Regions from separate parts of the Homo sapiens genome. Here region 1 is linked to region 2. A link is a loop called in an ENCODE intact Hi-C map of the cell type or tissue named here. Cell type or tissue: Calu3. All regions are shown on one strand. Links, peaks and the distances in the headings refer to the core of each region. The heading gives the core; the rest is flanking DNA. Region 1 has its middle 210 kb from the start of SATB1-AS1. Region 2 has its middle 310 kb from the start of SATB1-AS1.

The links. Hi-C counts contacts between places; a loop is a spot of excess contacts. Peaks named below come from ENCODE experiments on the same cell type or tissue, not always from the same donor. Only the 100,000 strongest peaks of a DNase experiment are listed, where the experiment ranks them.
Region 1: a loop joins it to region 2, with 4 times the contacts of the local background. A loop is called at or near these places in 4 of 110 quality-filtered maps.

The regions. Positions count from the first base shown.
Region 1 is chr3:18,653,052-18,665,744 of GRCh38, forward strand. No RefSeq gene overlaps it. Among named protein-coding and RNA genes, the nearest start is that of SATB1-AS1, 210 kb to the left of the region's middle. In Calu3, for the core only: no CTCF peak of the experiment used is centred there; a DNase peak (open chromatin) is centred at 5,260.
Region 2 is chr3:18,750,770-18,763,462 of GRCh38, forward strand. No RefSeq gene overlaps it. Among named protein-coding and RNA genes, the nearest start is that of SATB1-AS1, 310 kb to the left of the region's middle. In Calu3, for the core only: a CTCF peak has its summit at 7,567 (motif pointing left); a DNase peak (open chromatin) is centred at 7,492.

The DNA of each region.
Region 1 (12,693 bases), core at 2,791-7,790, 100 kb before region 2:
TTGACATCCTGGAGGACACAGAGGCTTAGTGCCCTTCTGGCAGGGCACAGAGCTGGCTTCCTGACTTCTCTAATCATTCAGGGCCTCACCCTAGCATTCCCATTCTCTTCTCCTCCAACATATCTCCTCTAAGAAGGGAAGCTCACCCCTTGCCTTCAGTGGCTGGCATAGAAAAGTTCACATGAAAAAATAAACCTCAAGTCTCCTATTCCTTCCTGTGGAAAAGCCCTGGATTTGCAGTCAGAAATGCCAGGTTCAAATCCTGGCACTCTGACTTATTATGAAGTACTTTTGTTTTCTGAACCTTGCTTCCCTCATCTATAAACTGGATCAATAGATGCAATTGGCATACACACGAGAGGAAGAATTGTGAAGAAATTAGATGAAAGGCTATCCACAGTGTGTGTATCCACAGAGTGCGGACTTGAAAAACCCTCAAAAATCTACCCTGTCCCCAAGTTCTTCTGCAGGTTCACTTCTTGGGATTGTTCTGGGGATTAAAAAGAAATAATATAGATGTAAGGCCAAGCAGAGTCTTGGTACATGCTAGGTACCCAACTAAGAGTCATCGGTCGGAAAAAAAGATGAGTGAACAAGATCTCAGAAGTGAGACCAAGGAAGCCTTTTCCTAGGCACATGGTGGAAAATTACTTACTAAAAATAGTTTTAAAATGTTTTTAATTTTTAATTTTATTTGAAACAATTATTGTGCAAATTTATGGGATACTGTGTGATGTTTCAGTACATGCATACATCATGTAATGATCAAATCAGGGTATTGAGCGTATCACCTCAAATATTTAACATTTCCTTGTAGAGAGGACATTTAGAATCCCCTCTTCTAGTTATTTTGAAATGTACACTATAATATTGTTTACTATAGTCATGCTACTGTGCTATAGAACACTAAGACTTATTCCTCCTCTCTAACTGTAATTTTTTACTCTTTGACCGATTTCTCCTCATTATCCCCTTCCTCCTACCCTTCCCAGCCTCTGATAACAACTATCCTACTGTGTACTTCTATGAGATAAACTTTTTTAGATTCCAGAAGTGAATGAGATCATGTGGTATTTATCTTCCTGTGCTTTGGTTTACTTTACTTAGCATAATGCCTTCCAGGTTCATTCATGTGCTGCAAATGGCAGGATTTCATATTTTTATGGCTGAATAGTATTCCATTGTCTATATATCTTCTTTATTCTTTATCCATATTTTCATTATCTGTACATCCACTGATGGACACTTAGGTTGATTTCATATCTTGGCTATTGTGAATAATGCTGCAATAAACATGGGAACACATATGTCTCTTCAACATACTGACTTCATTTTATTCGGATAGGTACCCAGAAGTGAATAGCCAAAACCAGGCATGAATATAACCAAAAAATAAAACTAGAGGTCAATATTTCTGATCGACATAATTGCAAAAATTCTCAACAAAAACTAGCAAACTGAATTCAACAGCAATTAAATAGATCATTCACTGTGATCAAGTAGGATTCATCCCAGGGATGTAAGAAAGGTTTAAAAAAATCAATAAATGTGATATATATATATATATAGATGGAGTTTCACTCTTGTTGCCCAGGCTGGAGTGCAATGGCATGACCTTGGCTCACCACAACTTCCGCTTCCTGGGTTCAAGCGATTCTCCTGCCTCAGCATCCCGAGTAGCTGGGATTACAGGCATGTGCCACCACGCCTGGCTAATTTTGTATTTTTAGTAGAGACAGGGTTTCTCCATGTTGGTCAGGCTGGTCTTGAACTCCCGACCTCAGGTGATCTGCCCACCTCAGCCTCCCAAAGTGCTGGGATTACAGGTGTGAGCCACCACGCCCAGCCATGAAAGTACTTTTAATGGAAAGGAACGCCTTCCTAATATCCAAATACCCTTTTCTCCCTGCCCTCCTGTGACTAAAATGCCTTTAGTCTCTGACCAAGCTTATCTTGTCCTCCGTCCATGCCCCAATTTTAGGGAGGTATCACAAGAGTAATGAATAATAGTAAACTCACCACTGGAAGGAGAGAGGAAAAATACAAAGAATTAGTTAAGAAGAGAAACACAGGAGAGAAGCAGAGCACAAGGGAGGGAAGCCTAGTGAGGGGTGGGCAATTTGGTAAAATCTGCTCCATTACTTCACAGTGCTTCCCCTGGGCTGGCCTTAAAGAGAGCAGTGAGGATATTGAGTAGGTGCAGTGGATAAGACAGCTATTATAGTTTAACTTTATACCAGTTCTGTAGACATCAAGGCATTATGTAGCAAACCTTTATACCAGGACCTAGTTATATCCAGTAGGATTAGTGCATTTTTCTACAAGTACAGAGAAACAGGCAAAGAGTAGTTTAAATGAGTAATAGCTTTATTCGTCCCATGGCACATAAATTCACAGGTTAGCAGTCCAGGATTAGTGCAATGGTTCCAGGTGTGCTAGCCCTTTTACCAACTTTCTGCCCTGCCAATCTTGATGTATGGCATTAGCATTCAATGTGGTTGCTACATGTGCAGATTATCATGTACACACACACAAAGAAGAAAAGCAAAAGGGGTGAATAAGAAATTGGGTTCCATATAAGAAATAAACTCTCCCAGTAACTCTCGGCTCTCTTTGTATTGGACAGAATTGTGTTGTATGGACACAACTAGCAGCAAGGGAGCTTGGGGAAGAGAATTCTGTGGTATGTGCAATATAAACTTCTTCCATTTATGCTATTACATCTTTGGTAAAATCCACATTGTGTCTTTAGAACTGTACTGCACAGTATAGCAGTCAATAGTCACATGTGGCAATTTAAATTTAAATTCATTAAAAATTGAATAAACTTAACACATTATTTATCCCATAGCACTCGCCCCATGTGGCAGGTGGCTACCATATAGGACAGTGCTGATGTAGAGCATTTCCATCATCACAAAAAGTCCTGCTGGACAGCACTCTTTAGCTAAAGCTGAGGATTTGCAGAATCTTGCATAAGAGTTGGTAGAAGTAGAAAACATTACATAAAAGACAGCTGAAATTCTTGGCAATGGCAAAGGCTCCAACTGCTGATGATATTGGAGGAGGGTGGCTGAGGAACCAGGATAGGGACTGGATTTCAGAATATTTGCTGTTAGTTGGTGGCAGAAGCAAAGCCAGTAAAACCTTTTCACAAGGAAGATCTCTGGCCTTCCTTCAAAACATCTGAGATTGCCGTCCAGATTTGGAAAACTGAGTCAAGTATAGCCCCTTTTCTCACAGTATTGACAGTTAGGGAGTATCTCCCTTCTCTGAAATGATCATGAAGAATGTATTTTGGATTTAATTTTTTCCTACAGCTAGCTCAGTCCGGTTTTTAGAAGCTCCTGGAAGCTGAGGGGTGGAGACATGGTGGTCTGATTCCCAAGAATTTAGCAGCATTATTTGTCTAAGCATTAGGGGGAATTATTCAGCTAAGTCCCAACGACTTGACGGCAAGTTTACCTCTGAGAGTGTATTTCCCCTTCCTTCATCACTTCAGTCTCATTACTTACACCACATCTTCTGCTTGAATCCCACAAGATGCTCATCTGTCCAAAGGCTTATGATGTGGCCTCACTCTGAATGGCTTCAATTTGAACTTTGCTTTGAACTTGCTAGCTTTACTCCTCCTGCTTTTCCTGGGCCACATGTACAGTTAAATCACATGCTTATTTCTGACACTTGGAGCTGAACTAATGCCATGAAAACCATGTGACATTGGTTTTCCACTCCTGGTTCTTTTTGAAATGGCAGTCTATTTCATATCTGGGAATCAGTGGTAGGGACTCTGCTAGGAGAGTGGCTCTTCTGATAAAATGCTATGTATGGTACCACAGCTGAAAGTTTTCCTCTCCCAGCTCTGGTTAAAATTAATTATACTTATTGCTTCCCTTCTCATTTATCTTTATGTCTAGAAAGTGATAGAAAGTTTTGATCTTCCTTTTGTGGTTCCAGGGCAGTCACAGTTACCAGTAATTAAAGACACAGGGCCCGTCGTAGTCATGAAATCAGAATTGAATTGTGAACCTAGTGAACGGGGACCACTTGCCTCTGCATGAGGCTTTTATAACTTTTTCTCTACAGTAGGGACCCAGTTGGCACCCAGTAAGTAATAAATAATAATGATAAGTAGTCTCGCCTTGTGCTTTCCAGAACGGTGCCTTGCTTTTTCTAATTTTGTAAAATGGCTTCCTGATGAAGTGGAATGTCCATGTCACGATTGTGGAAAATATGGATTGGTATTCAATGAAATATTAATGATTATCCACTTACTGGGGCTTTCCTTTGTGAAGACTGAAATAAAAAAGGAGCTAGATTTCTTGATAATGAGTTAAAACATGATTGCTTCAGTATTAACTGTGGCTGAAACATGCCTTTTTTTCCCCCTCTTATTCTACCTCATTCTGTCTCTCTTCTGAGTGCCCTCATTTTGGGTATTTTTATTCTTTACTAAGAGCTTCAGACAGATAATGACATGGTTTGAATGGGCAGGGTATATGATGCTAGAATGTACCAGAAATCAGTCTTGCCTCCATCATATTGCAATTTTTAAATTTAACATTAAGAGAACTATTTAACTGTAAAATGGGAATAATGATACCTAGTTCATAGCTTTGTGGTGAGGATTAACGAAAAAGTAGCTATGAAGTGCGCTAATGTCTGGCACATAGTAAGACCTCAAGATAGCTTGCTTTAGCCATTCTACAACGTACACATACTTTAAAATAACTTGTTGTACATGAAAAACATATACAATTTTTAATCGTCATTTTAAAAAAGTACCTCAAGAAATGCTAATTTTTATCATTTGGTGGTAGTGGTGCAGAGGAAGACAGAAGGCAGGTAAAATCCCAATCTGCCCATTTGCTTGTTAGTCGCTTGGATGAGAGATGTGGTGGAGCAGCTTGTCACAAGGAGCGGCTGTCATGAGATTTGGGGATTATCTGTGGGTTTCTGCTTCCTGCCCTCTTCTGCTTCCTGATACCATTTGAGAGTGGTTCTGCTGACTTTGAGCATGCTCTGGAGCTTCCTCCACACCTTTGATGATGCTGTCAGGATTAGCAAGAGTCACTCAGTCTTTCAAGACCCACTAAAAGAAGAGATGCCTCTGAGTTCTGGAAGGAATGGGTGTTGGCTTTGGAAGGGGTTCAGACTCTGGGAATTCACTGTGCTGTGCTTTTCTTTCTCAGCAACTGCCACCTGCAGCCACCAGTGTGGGCTCCCACTGGTACTCCCTACTCCCCACCCCCTCCTTGGGCTGTCTGCAGCCTTATCTGGAGAGTCAGAGAAGGCTGAGGTGAGATGAAGCGATAAGCAGGAAGTGCAGTGGAATTTCATTCCTGGAAAAAAAAAAAGGGACCTTGGCATGAGTAGCAGAATGGAGGGTTTGGGATGTTAATCACTGCTCCTTTTATCAGACAGCTTTATTAAGATCAATGTTTTTTGTTGCCAAATTAGAGTGGACCTAGAGCGAACTTCCCAGCAGTTATTAACACAAGTCCACATTTGCTGGAAGGATTGGGTATCTCCACGTGCTCAGCCATAGCTGGAAGTTACACAATATCTATATCATTTTTCACAGCTTTGTCATTAGCTGGTAATGATTTGATTATTTTGCAGATGAATCACAGTATAAATCTCTTTCACAAACACTACCTCCAAGTATTAATCAAAACCATTAAGGCAAAGCAGTCGGTGCAAATTAAAAAATTTGCATGTCTAAATTAAAAATTACAGTAATACATCATAAATAAATCTTTTAAATTCTCTATGGCCTCTATGTACATCCTTTCTTTGGTGTGCATATTCTATAATGAGACCATGAATACCAAGCTTTTCTCTCATATAAATAAATATATATATACACATACACACACACACACACACACACACACACACACATACATATACACATTATTTAATTGTAAAGGTAGAATTCAGGTCCTTAGGTAGAACCTGGTATTAGAACATGAAAGGGAAGGGAGAGATTTTCTTTTCCTTTTTCCCATTTCTTTCTTTCTTCCCAACAAAAGATTCAAAGACAGCACAAAAAAAGAAGAGAATAGGAGCTATTGCAGATAATTTGCAGCGTCTCCCGTTGTCGCAAAGTAAATATTTGTAAAAGGTGATGCTTCTTTTTCAAATAACTTTGAACTGTGAGGAAAATTACCAAGTTGTGTTTTAGGTAATATTTCATTTTGGAACTATTAACACATTACTTGCAATAAGGGAGGAAATTAGAGGGCTTTGAGTGATGAAAGCCACCTTTGGCATTAAAAAACTATTATTATTCCCTTGAAACACTAAAGCAAATTAAAACAGGAAAATGAAACTTTCAAGTGCCCTGGATTTGAAAAGGCATTTTTCCCCCTTTCATTTGTCAAAAAAAAAAATTAATGACTTGTTTCACTGGAAACCTGGAAGAAATAATTTATTAGGCAGAAAGCACTCTTTTCAAAATGCCTTTGCCAGGAGTTTAGGGGAGTGATACTGCCCTGTAAGTCTCCACCATGTACTGTGCTTAAATAGGCCTCCTGTGAGTGGAATATAGACTAGTATATGCTAAAGATCCATCTCAGTTCCAGGTAATGGAATGGCAGCAGTAATTAGAAAGCACTTTTGCTCTGCCCAGGATTTAACCCAATTAACCTATCTATAACCTATTAACCTAATTAAATAGAAGAGCTTCTCAGTGAGAAAGATACGCAGGACTCTACCCATTTGTGGGTAGAGGGTGGAAGGAGGGCATGGTTTAGGGAATATTATAATTTGAAGTCCAATTTTTTGTAACAGAAGTGGGGCATCAAAATACAATTCCAAAGTGCTTGGTGTTTCCCTCACAGAAGGCCATGGAATTAGGCAGCAGGTTAGTTTTATACTCACTTATGCTTCCCTGCCTTGTGGGAATTTTACCTTAAATTATTTTTTACTGATACCGATTTGGCAAGAGGCAAGGAAAGCCATTCTGCCCAAGACTCTGTTTATCATGTGTTCCTTACTTCATAAAAACTTCAAAAAGAGTAAAGAGAAAATCCTTTTATCATTTTTTTTTTTAGTTTAACTCAATCCTATGCAATTAACACCATGGCTGGAAATTTGACAGCATAGCTTAAAATTCATTAAAAGGCAGGATTTATAACTGGCTCTTTACTAACTTGAGTGACCTTACCAAATTGTGTAATCTTGCTGAGTCTCAGTTTACTCATCTGTGTAAATGAGTGGGCTGGATGAGATGGTCTCATAAAGGTTTTTTCCAGCTCTAAATACTTTGTGATTTTATATGATTACTTCTCCCTCTACTTCCTCTTCTTTTGATTCCATTTCACCAAAAATAAATGCTTCTTGAATGACTTTGGTTAGAACTGCATAGTCTAATATGAATGATAGCCATTTGTTTATTTAAAGTTAAATAAAATTAAAATTAAATTAAATCAAAAATTCAGTTTTTAAATCATACTAGTCACATATCAAGTGCTCAGTAGCCACATGTGACTAATGGTTATTTTATTGGACAGCACAGATGTAGAACATTTAGATTAATGCAGAAAATCCTATGTGCTGAATGAACCTGAAACATCTCTTTTCTTAGATTTTCACATTTGCTTGGTTGTGCAATGTCCAGTCTTTTGTTTATGTATGACAAGGGAAGCCAGACTCTTATGGAAAATTCATCTTTATTCAGTTTAATTTTAGAGACATTCTGTCACATCCATAAGGCATTTAACTAGACACTCAGCTGCTTACTAGCTGTAAAATCTTGTGCAAATGGTTCAGCCCTTCTGAGCCTCAGTTTTTCTACCAGTAAAATAGGTGTAATAGTACCTATTCTGCAGCGTGTTTTTTTATATTATTATTATACTTTAACTTCTGGGATACATGTGCAGAACGTGCAGGTTTGTTACATAGGTATACACGTGCCATGGTGGTTTGCTGCACCCATCAACCTGTCATCTACATTAGGTATTTCTTCTAATGTTATCTCTCCCCTAATCTCCCACTCCACAACAAGCCTTGGTGTGTGACCTGCCTCTCCCCCTGTCCATGTGTTCCAATTGTTCAACTCTCACCTATGAGTGAGAACATGTTGTGTTTGGTTTTCTGTTCTTGTGTTAGTTTGCTGAGAATGATAGTTTCCAGCTTCATCCATGTCCCTGCAAAGGACATGAACTCATCCTTTTTTATGCCTGCATAGTATTCCATAGTGTATATGTGCCACATTTTCTTTATCCAGTCTGTCATTGTTGGGCGTTTTGGTTGGTTCCAAGTCTTTGCTATTGTGAACAGTGCCTCAGTAAATATACATGTGCATGTGTCTTTATAGTAGAATGATTTATAATCCTTTGGGTATATGTAATGGGATTGGTGGGGCAAACGGTATTTCTGGTTCTGGATCCTTGAGGAATCGCCACACTGTCTCCCACAATGGCTGAACTAATTTACACTCCTACCAACAGTGTAAAAGCGTCCCTATTTCTCCACATCCTCTCCAGCATCTGTTGTTTCCTGACTTTTTAATGATCGTCATTCTAACTGGCGTGAGATGGTATCTCATTGTGGTTTTGATTTGCATTTCTCTAATGAACAGTGATGATGAGCTTTTTTTCATGTTTGTTGGCTGCATAAATGTCTTCTTTTGAGAAGTGTCTGTTCATATCCTTTGTCCACTTTTTATGTTTTTTTTTCTTGTAAATTTGTTTAAGGTCTTTGTAGATTCTGGTTATGAGCCCTTTGTCAGATAGATAGGTTGCAAAAATGTTCCCCCATCCTGTAGGTTGCTTGTTCATTCTGATGACAGTTTCTTTTGCTGTGAAGAAGCTCTTTTAGTTTAATTAGATTCCACTTGTCAATTTTGGCTTTTGTTGCCATTGCTTTTGGTGTTTTAGTCATGAAGTCTTTGCCCATGCCTACGTCCTGAATGGTATTGCCTAGGTTTTCTTATAGGGTCTTTACGGTTTTAGGTTTTACGTTTAAGTCTTTAATCCATCTTGAGTTAATTTTTGTATAACGTGTAAGGAAGGGGTCCAGTTTCAGTTTTCTGCATATGGCTAGCCAGTTTTCCCAACACCACTTATTAAATAGGGAACCCTTTCTTCATTGCTTGTTTTTGTCAGGTTTGTCAAAGATCAGATGGCTGTAGATGTGTGGTGTTATTTCTGAGACCTCTATTCTGTTCCATTGGTCTATATATCTGTTTTGGTACCAGTACCATGCTGTTTTGGTTACTGCAACCTCGTAGTATAGTTTGAAATCAGGTAGTGTGATGCCTCCAGCTTTGTTCTTTTTGCTTAGGATTGTCTTGGCTATATGGGCTCTTTTTTGGTTCTATATAAAATTTAAAGTAGTTTTTCTAATTCTGTGAAGAAAGACAGTGATAGCTTGATGTGGATGGCATTGAATCAATAAATTACTTTGGGCAGTATGGCCATTTTCTCAATATTTATTCTTCCTATCCATGAGCATGCAGGGTGATTTTATGTAAAGCACTTGTCACAGTGCTGGGTAATAGTAGATGACCAAAGATTATTATTTTAAACATTCATTTCATGGAATGTCAAAGCCTCATCACTGGACTGCTGAGGAACTGTTTGTTGAAAAATACTGAATTGGGAATAAGCCTTGTAGAAAAATATCATAAATACAAGTATTTTGCTTCTGATAGGAATGTTAGGTTGAAAAAAAATTAAATGGAAGGGTGTCAGAAGTCATACGTCTCCTGTGGTAGATGAAGGAGAACTGGAGATCTAAAAAGGTACAGTCCCTTTATTTTTACCCTTTAGCGCTTGGGGTATCTCCTCCTTTGTAGCCCCAGCCCAGTATGAAGGGTTGGAGCTAGAGAGGAGGAGATGCCCTTCTCTCACCAAAGGAAAAGTGAACATATTTAGACCTCCCCTCACTCCCACTTTCGATTCTTGACCTAGTTAAGAACAGAATATCCTTAGTTCTGCTGGTGATTTACACTGGCTGGCTTCTGTGAGAGAGCTATCCTTTCAGTAGGTTTCTAGAAGATCTTCACTGTGTCACTGGGGAAGGCCTCTATTTGCCAGTTCTAACTTCAACCTCTCGCAGCCACCTTTTCAGAAAGGTACTATAGATCAAATAATTTGGTCTTATGCATAACTGTGGCTTTTATGCTTTAAAGGAATGACACTAGGAAAGGCTCCATAGAAATAGGGGCCTCTCCTGTTTACTGAGGGCCAGGTCTAAAGATAGAGATGGAATGGATATTCCAGGCTCTTTTTTGAATATGTTGACATCCATCATGGAATGTTCTCTGCTTCCACAACCCCTTACACATATCTCTGTCATTCTTTCAGTAAAGGGCAACAAATGGCATCTTTGTAACTTCAGTATTGTAATAAACATTTGGGCCAATGGATGGCTCAAGTGCTAAATACTTGGCAAAGGAAGGGATTTATGTTTCAAACTCTTTCATAGTTAATGGAGGCAGTATGGTTTTCAAAGTATGGAATTTGTCTTGACTTGGGCTTAGCATTTTGTTTTCTCCACACATAGCTTTCTCCACCTTTTATAATATTTATTACAGTAATCCCACTGCACAGATAACCTTTGTTGACATTTTAAAAATTTATGATAGGAGCACGTGAACATATTTAGAAAATTCAAACAAGGCAGAAAGGTACAAAACAGAGAGTAAAATTCTCCCCCACCCCCAGTTCCCCGACTCCTTCACCCAATCCCTCTGACAAAGACAACCACTGGTAATGCTTTCTGGTGTGATCTTAAAAACCCATACATAATACTTGCTAGTACCTTCTTAATAATACACAGAATAAAAACCATGGTAAACACAATATTCTGACCCTGCTTTTTTTTGTTTATTTGTTTTGTTTTGTTTTTGTCTTACTGATGTCTGAGATTTTTCCATGCCAGCACATACAAAACTTCCTCAGTTTTTATTTTATTGGCTGCATATTATTTTACCATATGGACATTCTATTCTATAATATATTTAATCCTTCCCCAAATAGTAACCATTTAGGTCGTTTCCATGTTTCTTTCTGCTATGAAAAACTATGGTTCGTATTTCTTGTATACATATATTTGCTTTTACACATGTATCTATCAGGTCAATTTCTAGCTGTGTTAATGTGAGGTCAAAGACAATATGTTTTTATTTTAATACCTGTTGCCTAATGGCCATCTAAAAATTTAAACTTGTGGATATTCTTATCATCAGTGTTAAGAAAGACTGCTTTTCTGCAGGCTAACTAATATCAGATATCTTCACACTTTAACATTTGCCCATCTATTTAGGTGAAAAATAATTTCTTGTTTTGATTTAGATTTCTTTAATTATGAGTAAAATTACACATCTTTTTGTGTTTTTATTGACCATTGCCGTTTGTATTTTCCTCCCCTATAAGCTGCCTATGCAGCTATCCTTTGCTAATTTTGGGGCAGTTCATTTTTTTCCCCATTGTTTTGTTCAAGCACTTTCTAAATTGACCAAATTAGCCTTCTATCTCTGTATTGCAAGTATAACTTTTGTTCAATTTCTTGTTTGGTTCTGCAGTTCAATTACAGTATCTCTGCTCATCCTCTGCCCCCAACATTGAGATGTTTATTTTATGTAGCCAATTCTCAATTATTTCCACTACTACTTCTGGTCAATTTCAACTTGTGGTCTTCCTAGAGCACAAAGGAATGATTTGTAAATATGTTGCCCCAAAGCAATTGTTTATATTGCTTCCCAAGAGTATCCTAGCTTGCATGATAAGTTGTAGGGTCACCCTCAGTTTCTGTCCTCCCCCACCTCCACTTCAATCACTTGAATTTCTCTTTGACTTACACACAATATTGAGAATTTGGCATACAATTTAAACAATGCCTTTTGAAGCCCCCCAAAATATGGATGCCCACTGATATAGGGGCTTCATTTATTTGTTTAGCAGAATTTGTTGAAACATAAGAATTCAAAATCTTGTTCTGCAATATGAGCAGTTCAAATATAAGTTTATAATCTACTAAGAAAGGCATGAAAACCACTATAGTAAAGAGAAAGTCTATTTATCTGAAGATTCTCAGTTCAGTCCACTCTTGTGGGTGTATAAATGCAAATTTTCCTTTTATTTAAGTAGCAACTAATAAAAAGACCTCTTAAATTGTATCACATGAAGTAAAGGGCTTGTTTAACAAAATAATTATGGAAGATCATACCTTCAACTTTTTTTTCCCCAAGAGGATAACATAAATTGTCAATCAGCCTTTTCCAACACAAAACAAGTAGAAGAATGGCAGAGGAAAAACCAGTTGGTGGCTCTTACATACGGCCACATATAAAAGATGATTGAGCGATTAAGAATTGGTTCGCTTGGCTAGATACAGTGGCTCACGCCAGTAATCCCAGCACTTTGGGAGGCCAAGGTGGGCAGATCACTTAAGGCCAGGAGTTCGAGACCAGCTTGGCCAATGTGGTGAAACCCCATCTCTACTAAAAATACAAAAATTAGCCAGGCATGGTGGTGCATGCTTGTAATCCCAGCTACTTGGGAGGCTGAGGCTGGAGGATCACTTGAAACTGGGAGGCAGAGGTTGCAGTGGGCTGAGATCACGACACTGCATTCCAGCCTATGCGACAGAGAGAGATCCCTGCCAAAAAAAAAAAAAAAAAACAAACAAAAAAAAACAAGAATTGGTTGGCTAAGAATAAATACTGAGTCTTGCACATAA
Region 2 (12,693 bases), core at 4,982-9,981:
AGAGTATATTCACAGGTGCACCTGTGGGGTTAGGAAGGTTTCCTTGTTCTCATTCTGGCCCCCTCACACTCTTAGTGCTGCAGGGTTTTTTGTTTTTGTTTGTTTGTTATTTCTCATTGTCTCACTGGTCAGTCACAAGGCTGGATGAAATGACCTTTGAATTCTTCTCTAGCTCTAAGCTTCCACAGTTCCAAAATTCGTTACCTTCACTTTTAAATAGACAGAGGATACATATAAGCTATGACAGAATGAAACTAGTAAAGAACTAAAATGATCCAGCTTTAATGTCCTGTGTATGGAATTTTATATTGAAACCTGTAATGATGAATGAAATCCTTAGTCATTTTAAGGAACAGAAGTGCCATTTATTTTTGTACTATTTTTTAGGTTTTTTTTTTTTGGTGGCCCAAATCCAGGTTGAATATATTGTCTACTATTAAATAAAATACCTATTTTCAGGAATTCATGTGATAAATACTTTCCTGAGTTCTAAGAAAAGTTTATCTCTGCCAGCAAAAAAAAAAAAAAAATGTGTATTTTTCATACTAACTACAAGTGCCGTGCCCTAGTTGAGTGTTATCCTGGGAGAACTTCTGATGTAGAAAGGAGAGGATAGAAACAAGGCCAGGACATCACAGAGTGGAGGTAAAAGAAACAAATCCTCTTCTACTTACCCACTCCTCCACCCCATCTCCTGCTTCAGCAAGAACAAAGGAGACATATGATGAATGATACCCATAAAGATACCCTGGTGTCTGGAGACCTAACATGGGAACCCCAGACTAACACCATGATTTATGCCACTAATGAGGAATCTGAAAAAGGACATAGTAACTCCACAAGGCCCTTTCTCCCAACATTTGCTGGTGGTGAAGACATACATAATTATCTTCAAACTCAGTTATCACTGGCCGAGAGCCAGGGTGAAACTGAACCTGCAGGTGGCTCTTTTCATTATGGTCAATGATGTGGAACTCTAGCAGTAACACAACATATTTCCCTTTTCCACTTTACTGCTAGGGCACTCAAGGCCCTAATTCTGTAAGCAGGTCACCTTAGGTGCCCAGTAGTACTTATATCTTTAATCTGAATAGTCTTATTTTATTTATGATCATTTTGTAATTGTTACTAATTACCTGTCAATGAGTCTGCTGCATTAATTGATGTTCTAAAAATATATAGAAAGGAATCAAAATTAACACATATATGCTTAATGAATCTAATATCATTATTTCAATTTGGCCAAATTATCTTGGTAATGAAGTGATGAGAAGGGTATATGAGACACATATTCACTTACCCTGGGATTATCTTAGAGAAGAACTGTCTTCCTATAGTTAATACAAGGTCACACAGCATATGGATGATCATGATACAGGCTCAGAGCTGTAATTACAAACATTTCCTGAGATTGTTTTCAGCAGCTTGCTGGAGTAATGAAAAGATCCTGGGCTTAGGAGTTGGTCCGACACAGGTTTCATGGCCTAACTTCACTATTGACAAGCATGTGATCTTGGTTAGGTCATTTAACTTTATTGAGCTTTGGTCTTCTCAGTGGTAAAAAATGAGACTAATACGTCACTTCTCACAAACTCATGAAGAGAATTAAGCATAATGACTGGGTACAACTATGTAGCATGGTAGCAGCCTTCAAACACTCAGTAAGAGAGCCTTCTTCTCTTACTTGTTTTCTGCATCTTCCAAATGCAAAAATGAGCATTTGGGGTTATGGGATACATACTAAAACCTATAGGCTATCCCCTTGTTGCTCTCTCTGTTGTTTTAACAGCAGAGCATGCATTTGTTTATTCTGCACATGTAAACATTCCACTAAAGAAATTCATCAGCTACCAGCCCTTTTGTACCTCACAATATTTAAAATTCCTAACTCTTTGAAATGACATAAAGATATCTCTTGACAGCTGTTGCCTTTGACTCACTCACATAATGTTGCAGACTCTTACTTATCAATCAGTTTAGATGACAAATGGGAAAGCCCCTCTGTTCTTCTTCTCTAAGTCTACGCGGATAAATGTGGTAAACTAGCACAAATTTCAGGGCTTAGACGCAGCCTGAATATCCATAATTACTGGGCAATATTTCAACATCTTGATATTTAAATTTATACAAATCCCACATGCACCCACCACCTTCTTTAAAATAAATTTGGAATTATTGTTTAAGTGTAGAAACAATGTTTTAAAAGGCCCATACACAGGACTTTATGGGGCACACTGTGCTTTGGGCTGCTGTGGTTAATCCAGGCCAGTATACTGCTCCAAGTAGTTGACAAATTCCACTGTTGCTTCCTTTTTTTTTTTTCCTTCCATGAAGTTTAAAATAAACAATTAACCTATTTCCAACACAGTGTTTGGTATTGATTTAATTTAGCATGTGTTATTCATCTGCATGCCTCACAACGGTTGCTTAATTGCCTAAATCTTCCCGTGTAGAGTGCTGCCTATGGAATCTCTTTCCACAGAACACTCTTAGCAGAGTGTGGCTTACTATTTCCATAACATCTGTCTTTTCTACTAAAGAGCAGATTAACAATTATGCTTCTTTTAAAGGTAGGGGTGTGTGTGTGTGTGTGTGTGTGTGTGTGTGTGTGTGTGTGTGTAGGGAGGGTTGGGCAAGATAATTTACTTCTTGTACAATTTTCTTTCTGGCGCAATAGTTTGCAGTCTTATCACCAGGTCAGGGATTTTGCCTATACCCACAATGCAGCTGGCAGTATTGCCCTTTTCTTTTGCCTTATTATGCCACAGAATGCCACATTATTTCCATTAAATATGATTGTCTTCAAACGAGACAACATATGCAACCCCTCCTCCTGCTCCCACTCCCCATGTCTCTCTGTCTCACACACGCACACATACCCACATACACATACACACAAATGCATGCACACATGCACACAAAGCTCCTTTCAATTGTGTTAAGCAGTAAAGCAGAAGGATTTTTTAAATTAGTGTTTTGTTTTGGCAATGGTTGCTGATGTGTTCATGTAATACAGTTTTAATCAAATCCCCAAAGCTGAAGACCTTTCAGCATATCTTAGGCTGCACTGTGCAGGGCTTATTCCACTTGAAGTGGCCACCAGGGAGGTACAATTAGCTGTTCCCATGGAGAAGTTTGTTATAGTAATAAATAATAAGTAGCATAGGTAGCGATGGAATCAATTAAAGATATTTTTGACCGCCTAATGGTTTATGGGAATGCTAAATAATTGACAACAAGTTTTTGACTGTTTTCTGTCTGCATGTCTTCTTGTAACTAAACATTGACCATGCACATAGGACAGTGTCCGAGGTCACTACTTTTTCTTTTGTAAAGCCATATTGTCAAGGGTATTCTCTGAAAGACAATTGCAGCCCTTACATAATCAAGCTGATTTTGAGAGGGTTAAAACTCTGCTGTAAATATTTGCTGCAGGCAGAAATCTAACATATGAAGCAGGAGAACAAATTGTGTTATCAGTTTCAAAAACAATCTGTTTCGCCCTTCATTTACTTATTTTTTTTAACCAGTGTAAAGCAGGACAATAGGAGTTGGGTAGCTAAGAGGGCTTTGTGTTTTGTCTCTGGGTTCCTACTGCTTTGAAGTTAAAATGGAAATTTGGCAAGTGGGAAATTAGTAAAGTGCTCTAAATGCTTTTGGCATCTTGACAGGCCAAAAAAAAAAAAATCAAAATGGTCAAGCTACCTTGGTTCAAAATTAGTGAGTGTATGTTAATGAATTCCTTTATAAATAAAATCTCAGAAGAAAATGAGATGGGTAGGTTTATTGTGTGTATTTGAGGATGAATTGATATGCCACACATCAACTAAAGCAGGTCAGTGATCCATGAGCTTTGCAAGATTTACATGAAAAGACACAATTGTTCCTTCGAAGTTATTGGATAAGTGACATATGGTCTCAATGCCAACGTGGGTATCAATGGGAATTAGTCAGACTAAAATTTGGGCTAAATAAAGCTTAAATCACAATTATCATCATTTGATTAGAAAAAGTAGTTCTAGTTGATTCTCTATTTTACAAATGTTTTTCTCTAATTGTAAAAGCCCACTCTGTGGATTTATCTGCAGAATGAGCCCATTCTATCCTTAGGGTTTCTATGAAGTCAATATGAGCAATGCAGTATACAAGAGCAACAGAAATTGCTTCTGTAGGCTGCTGGAATGCGAAATTTGTAAGTGCATGTTCATGATACCTCAGGTCAAATATATTTAATATAATAGTATCTTGTACTTTAGTAGGGGTTGGTAAACTACAGGACCACAGGCCAAATATGGCCTACTGCCTGTTTTTGTAAATAAAGTTTTATTGAAAGACAATGATGTTCATTCATTTATGTATTGTCCATGAATGCTTTATGGGATGAGGGCAGAGTTGAGTAGTTGCAACAGAGACTGTATGCATGACCTATAAAGCTGAAAATACTTGCTATCTGGCCCTTTAAAGAACTAAGCTTGCCAATTCTAGACTCATAGAATTCCTTAATCTGATCATTTAAAATTTACTTGTTATCTTCATCACATTCCTCTGAGAGGAAGTTTTTCGTTTCATTCCTCCCAGCCTTGTTTTTCTGCACTGACGACTGTAATGCAAGGAATTTGAGGATGATCAGAAGATCAAATAGAATACTAAAATGATTTATACTTCTTTCCTAACCATAGCCATTGACCAAGAGCATCAGCAGTTATTGACAGAGTGACATGGCCAAAAGAGAAACACCTCCTGTTGGAAAGATTTTGGCCAATTGCCTCAACTCAGTAGGGGTATCACAGGTGACAGTATCCATTGGAAATTTATCAAAATAGTAAGGAACTCCAAAGCATCGAAGTGGAAATCAAACTAAGAGCAAAACTAAAGAATAAAAAACACGTTGGCTCTAGAATTCAGATCGAGTGAGAAAATGTGCAGGAATAAAACAAAAGGCTCTAAAGGAATTGCTTGAATGTGGAGAGGTGGTTGGGGTTTCTTTTCATTGGATGATGTCTCCTTAATAATTATCCTGCAGAGGGTGGACAATTTCTTCATTTTCACGGTAGCTATCTTCTGTAGGAATATGTGGGCTAGTTTTTTAATCTTCTATCACATTTTGCATGAGCTGCAGACAGCTAGTAAAAAGAGATGAGAACATGATACTTAGAAGGGTGGTCTTCACTCAGAGCCAGGAAATCTCTCCACTTCCACTTACATGGTATGAACAAATGAAAACTACCCATATTTCCATCAAGTATCTGAGTCTAGCATCTAGAATAGCATATGTTTTAGAATTGTCTCACTTGTCACTTTTACATCTTTTTTAACTAGGGAGAAATTAGTAAATGTGACCTGAGATTAGGATGTCTCCACTGAAAAACAAAAACAATTTTATTGGTACTGTTTTTATTGTTAAGAGTTACTTGGTAAATAGAGAAAGAAATAATCAAATGAAAAGAACAGATTGAGTGGCTCAATTCTTACCTTCTTCAGGTGCAAAAAAACTGAAGGTACCTGTTCACCATGCTCCAGCCACTCTGGACTTGCTTTAGTCCTTCAAGGTTACCCTGTCCTTTTTCCCCTTGCCCCAGGGTTCTCAACCCTTTTGGTCCAAATGACTTTACTTTTTCTCATTATTTCTTAGCCTCAGTTTCCTCTGTTCTTTCTCCTCTTTTCTTCATTCCCCTTATTTTTATTGTTTTGTCCCTTTTTCTACAAGCAAACCTGAGACCTATGCAAAGCATATATAAGCATTCTTTATCTTGACTATGACCTCAGAAGTTGCTGACCTCTGCTTTGTTTACTGGAAATAGTATGTCTACTTATTCTACTTCTTCCTAGTCAAGCCTATGCTTTTTCAACCACCTGAAATGCTTGCAAACTGGTAATTAGGTTTTGTGTAAACATTTAAGAGTTTTATTTTCTTTTTAGAAAGGGCTGTTAAGTACGATTTGGTTGGGGATTTTGGCACATCCAATCTTTATTTTTTCAAATGACTTATTAAAAAGCAACAACCCACATATGTTTTATGTAACACAAGTAAGAATTCCGTTACCCAAAGTCATCATCTCTACTCAATGTTCTATAAAATTAGAAGATTAGATAAAATTATTAATCAAAGAAATCAAAATGAGAAAAGCAAAATAGGTGTTCGTTCACGGTTGTTTTGCCTTTGTTTTTATCTAAAGAACCCACAGATCTGCTTGTCAAGAAATTCTTTTGAGGCCTTTCTATAAACCAATTAATCTTTAAAATTAAAGCTTGAAGAAAGAAAAACTATTGTTGGGTGTCAAGATAAATTTGAAGTTGAAATGATCTTTGAATATGCCGTTTAATATTTGAGAAATGTGCTACCTAGTAGTTCATATCTACAACTCTTCTGCTAATAGGTGAAGATAACCTTTCTGAAGGAATGGGATCACAGATTTTTTTATTTCACCTATATTTCCATAGTCTCCTTTATGACACACTTGTCAGCAGGTGTGTCAAGTGTAGAGCCTGAATAAGCATCAAAGTTTGAACAAGCACTTGGACAAAGAGAGCCCTGTCCTCCTGATTCGCTCTGTTGTCTATCCCCACACCCTGGTCCATGATTCTCTACTACCCTTGTCCTATACCTGCCCCTTCAGTTTTATCTCATAAACCCCCCTTTCACACTATCTTCCAGCAACACAAAGGAGAATTACCCAAATACATTATTCATCTTATGCCTTTTCACATCTCTTTCCATTTTTACTGAAATCCTTCCTTTCTTTCTTATTTATTCTTTAAAGCCGTGCTTAAGTATTAGCCTTTTTTATAAGCCTACCTCAATGCCCTACTTCCGGTGAAGTTAATTTCACCTTATCTAAGTTACTTCAACATTTCTTCCACATTTCTTGTGTTGCATGGGTCACACTGTTCAGAAACTGTGTGTTAAATGTTTGTCTATCCAAAGGTCAAGTGCTGGGACCTATCTTTATCCCTACTACCTAACTTTGGGGCTGGCATATAGAAGGGATCCCAGATATCTGTAGAACTGAACTGATGAATAGATAAAAGCAAAATTCTATGATTCCTGGGAGATAAAACACAAAGCTTGGACCTTCTAACCGGTGTGAATTTACCTATCATAGACATTTTAAAATTTCAAAATAGATTGCTGTTAGGTCTGTAAGAATTATTTTTGTAACGTCTATAAAGTTGACTGTTGGGCTAAGATTATTGGAGATAGTGATTAGGAGATAGGGTGAAGTTTAATTCTTTACATGGCTGAACTTCAATCAGGTTCACCAAGAAATTTTAGGCCACATTTATTTATTTCAAAAAAAAGATAAAATCTAGTATCTGTAAAACCACCAAATACGCACAAGTCCCTCCTTTTAATGAGTCACTTGAATGCAAAATCAACTGTAATTCAAGAAACCAAAAACAATAAAAGAAGTGAGCTTTGTCAGACTGGACGAACTTGTTCTACCTGTTACAGACAAAGAAAGGTCTGATGAGGTCCAGGAAACGGAGTTAGTTAGAGCTTAGATTGCAAAGGAGTATTCTGTGTCTCCCCCTACTGGTTGGTGGAATAACTAAATGGAACAACCCCCCAGGAATCTAAATGGCCATGATCTCCTGACAGCTTTGTACCATCTGATCACCTGCCTCTGTGAACTTTCAATAAGGAAGGTTAATCAGGAGTTCACTTCAGGATATTTTCTGTCATCCCCAGTTTTCTAACTCTGGTTAATTAGCATTCTGCATTTCTTAACAATTCTAACTTCACATCCCATTGAAATAAACCATTAAGAAACCTACTCCTCGCACATTTTAATTCCAGGCTATCTCTACATTCTGACTACATCAAACTTGTTTTAAAAAGGTTTTATTTGAAAATAATCCTAAGTGTTACCACAAGGGATACCATTTCCTCTAGTCTTCAAAGGGTTGTGTGAGCCCACCATTAAATATGGGAATACTAAAAACAAATAACAGTAGTTCTTATAAATAGCAACACCAGATACGATAAATCCACAGAAAATTTTGGGAATAAGGAATTACAGAAAATTTATTTGCATTATTCCATTACCTTTATTTGGTGATTATATATCTAACAGATTCAAATTCTAAAATAATTTGAAAAGCTTATTATTGTGCATATTCATGAAAAGAGTTGAGACAAGCCAAGGACCTACAAAAGAAGATATTGTATGATAGATAATTTACAAATCAGAAAATATCCTCATTCTGTGGTAACAGTTAAATCATCCCCAAGGTTTGTCATTATCAGCTATGAAGTGTAGGTTATACAACAAATAATAAGAAAAAATGAGAAGAGCAAATTAAAAATGGGTAGAAGTGAAGATTTTCATATATAAGATCAGATATGGGAACCAACAGTGAAGCATCAAAAAGTCAATGCAGTACTGAGCAAAGAAAAACAACACTAGAAAAGAGAAAAGAAAATAAACCACGACGAAGAGAATGGTTTCTGAAAAGTACAAAGGGCACAAAGGAGCATACATCGCAAAAGTCTTTGTAGGTCTGACTACTTAGAAAGACATAAAAGCTAATGGTTAAAATGTATTCATTATATTTTGTTTACTACATTAGGGAACAATGTTATACCTTATATGGAGAGTTAGATTAGAAATAATATAGAATTCTAAATTTATTCATAAATATTTATTGAGTGCCATATTATTTGGGATATGTTAATTCATTAAAAAATTCTAAAAATATCAGCAGCTTGAGGTGAGGATTTGTTTCTCACTTGTGCCTTAGCTCACTGCCGATCATTTGGGACCATGCTCCTTCTACCATAAGATGCTACCGTCTTTAACAAATGGCCTTCAAGTATGCTGAGCAGAAGGAGAGACAGCATCATTCACGAAAGCTTTTTATGCACCAAAGCTGGAGGTAGCTTATTTATGAATTTTATACACACATTCCATTGACCAGAAGTCAGACACAACTCCACTCTAAATGCCAGAGGGTTCTGGAAAATGTTGATTTCCTACTTGCTCAAGAGAAGGAAGTTGATTAGCAAAAACATTTTCTGTGTGAGGGTCTGGAGATTCATCAGTGGTTGGCAGGTGGAGGGAACAGACAAAAAAAATTCCATCTTTAAGGTCAGAAGATAGACAACAAATGAAAGTTAAATGCACAGTATATTAAATGGCGATGTGTGAAAACTAAAGAACCCAGGTAAGGAGGATAGACAGCATGGCAGGAGTCAGTTCCTACTATGTTACTGCCTTGGGAAGGAGACAAGGGAGCTAGTCGATATGCAGAGGAAGGAAATTTCAAACAGATGATACTGTAGATCCCTGACTCAGGGGATCCCTGACTCAGGGGGATGGCTGGCATATTAGAGAAACAGCAAAAAGCCCAATGTGTCTGGAGTGGGATGAGCTGCTGCTGGTGGGGGCATTAATAGAAGATGAGAACAGTGAGATAATAGGGAAGGCAGCTTTTATGCTGTTTGTAGACCATTGTGAGAACTTTCAGCTTTTTTTAAAAGTGAGGCTAGAAGCATTGGAGGGTTTTGAGAAGAGGACTGACATGCACAGATTTACTTTCTGTGGTATCACCCTGGTTGCTGAATTGAGAATAGAATGTAAGGGACAAGTGTGGACGTAGGCAGACTAATTAGGAGACCATTGCGATCATCACAGTGAAAGACAACTGAATCAGACTGGTAGCAGTAGAACTGATAAAAAGTGATTGGATTGTAGATATATTCTGAAAGTGGGGTCAACAAGATTTGTTGATTGAGTGTATGTATGGTGTAGAGAAGAAGAATCAAGTATAACTCCAAAACATTGTGCTTTAGCAAACAGATGGATAGAAGAGTGTGGGAGGGGCAGATTTTTTAAGAGAAAATAATGATCTGACCAGGAAGTAAGTTTTTAACATGTTAAAGTTGAGAAGATTATTAGTTATTCCAGTAGAAATGCTGAGATGACCCTGAAAATAGTGTCTCTGGATTTCAGTGGAGCGGTCTGGCTGGAGAGAGAAATTTGTTAGTTATCAGATTCTAGTCAGATGAGATCATGAAGGCAATGAGAGAAGAGCTCAGCAGAGCTGAACTTTGAGGCACTGAACATTTCAAGGTTGGGTACATGAGGAGGACCCACCAAAGGATAGGAAAACTTTGTGGCTAGTGAGGTAGAACGAAAATCAGTTGGAAGCTAAGGGAAGAAAATGCTTCAAGAAGAATAGAGAGATCAAATGTAACAAATGTTGCTGATAGATCAAGTGAGAGATAAGAAATGAGATGAGACCATTGGATTTAGAACATGGAGGTCATTTATATTCCTGACAAGAGCTTTGTTTCTATCAGGTGGTGAGAATGAACTTGGCTAGAGTGTGTTCCAAGAGAATGTGAGAAGATGAATTGGGGATTATGAGTGTAGATAATGTTTGTTTTGCTGTAAAGAGAAGGAGAGAAATGAGGTACTGGATGGAGTAGAAAGTGGGTTTGAAGAAGGTTTGTATCTATCTATCTATTTATCTAAAGACAGGGGACACAGGACACACAATAAAATTTAAACTTCAGATAAACATATATTATATATATATAATATATATATGATGATTCTGTAGACAGGAGTTGTTATTGGACAAAGATGATAAATTTCTAGAACAATTTTCTTGAGTTGACAAAGGCAGATGGGATTAAGTGCACAAGGAAAGGGAGGCTTTTCCTGGCTAAGGGGACATCACATCAGTAACAGGGAAGAAGGCAGTGACTTGACCTAGATAGAGGTAGGTGGTGGGGGTGGGAGTGGGAGTGGGAACTTGTGGAACTTCTCATCTGATTGCCTCTGTTTTCTTGACAAAATGGAAGGGAGAACAAAGGAGGAACTGTTAGATATTTGAAGAGAGCAAAGGTACAAAATCGTGACCTAGGAAAGCAGGAGGGTGACTGGGCTGGGGAAATGCAGTGTGATTGTCTGTCCACACGAAGGGCTCTCTTGTGGAGAGTGAAAAGGAATTGAAAGTGAGGCGAGTCAGCAGTCCTGTGTTTATTTCCAGCTTCATTAGTTTCATAGGTGCAGGTGAGGAACAGAGGAGAGTTGGATTTGACCAGAGTTGCATTTTTCACGTGAGTAGGCCAACGAGAGAACAGAGAAGATGAGAGCATTTGCAAAGAACTGATGCAAATGATTGGCTTCAAAACTTCAGCAGGATAAATAGTGGAGTGAGGATGTAGGGTTAAGAGGCAGTTTCAAACATGGGGTCAATGCAGCGTAGATGCCAGTACTGAATCGGGGTACTAGGGGGTATCAGCAGGGAAGATTGAAAGCAGTGAACAGAGAGAGGTGAGTTTAGAAGATATTACAACTTTTGGTAACAACAAAGTCTAAGGCCTGACTACAAGAAGAGATGACTGAAATAGTGTGGAGAAGAGTTCAAGAAAGTTAGAAAGCAAGGACTTGAAATTATCATCTTCATGGACATTGAAATCACTAAGAATTATAATAGGGATCGTTTTGTGGAAAAATGACACTCTGTCAGGAAGTAACATCTTCAAAGAACCAAGAAGGGATGGACCTGAGCCCATAGATGAATAGGGAAAGAAGAGATGATCAATAACAATCTGCTGACAGTGGATTCAGGGCTGGGTAGTGTCGGGAAGTGGGAGGCAACAAGGATTAAAGAGGATGCCTGCTTCACAGCCAGCCTAGTGGTAATGCAGAGGATGGGAAAGAAATGCGCTCAGGGGGAACCGTGTTCTCAGGAGACAGACTGGTTTCAATTTGAAAAACAAGATAGGTGAGAAGAGGTTGAAGATGTTGGAGATTTTGATGATGTCCACCAGTGAGTTTCAAAGGGCCCTGTGAAAAGGATTCAGGTAATTAAGAGAAGTCGGAATTGTGTTCTCACAGAGCTGTATGCAGATTAGAGTAGGGGACATAGGACACAGAGTGAAATTTAAACTTCAGATAAACAGTGGGTACTTCTTTGCATTTGCACCCAAGCCTGGGTCACCACCACCCCTCCCTCACCCCATCCCTTTATATCCACTTGTCTTTTCTTCATCTCTATAGTTTTGTCATTTTTGAGAATGTTATATGGATGGAATCATACAATATGTAACCATCCGTGATTAACATTCCTCAAACAGAATACCTTGAAGTCCATCCCAGTTGTTGCATGGATTCATCATCCATTCCTTTTCATTGCTGAAGTATATTCCATTGTATAAAAAGCCAGAGTTTGCCCAACCATTTGCTCATCTAAGGACATATGTGTTGTTTTCAGTGTTTTGCTATTACTAATAAAAGCAACCATAAACACTTCATGTACAGGATTGCTACTGTCTTTGTAGGTATTTTTGTTTTAAGCTTCTTTGAAATCATAGGTTTTGTGTTCTTGTTGTGTTCTTTTGTCTAACTCAAAATAAATAAATCCTAATTGTAATTGTAAGACAAAAGTCCATCCATGGAAACAACATTGGGACATGGCCTGTAGAATGAAACGAACACAGAGAACAGTATGGATGACTTTTGCAAACAGTGCTGAGTGGTGGAAGCCAGTTACAAGCTTGATTTTATTTATATAAAACACATACAGCAAAATTAATTGATGCCATCGGAAATCTAGATACTGGTTATCCTTGAGAAGAGGTCATGACTGGCTTCTTAGGTTCTGGTAATGTTCTGTTACTTGATCTGGTTGACAGATTCATTGGTATGTTAAGTTGATGAAAATGCATAGACCTGTGTA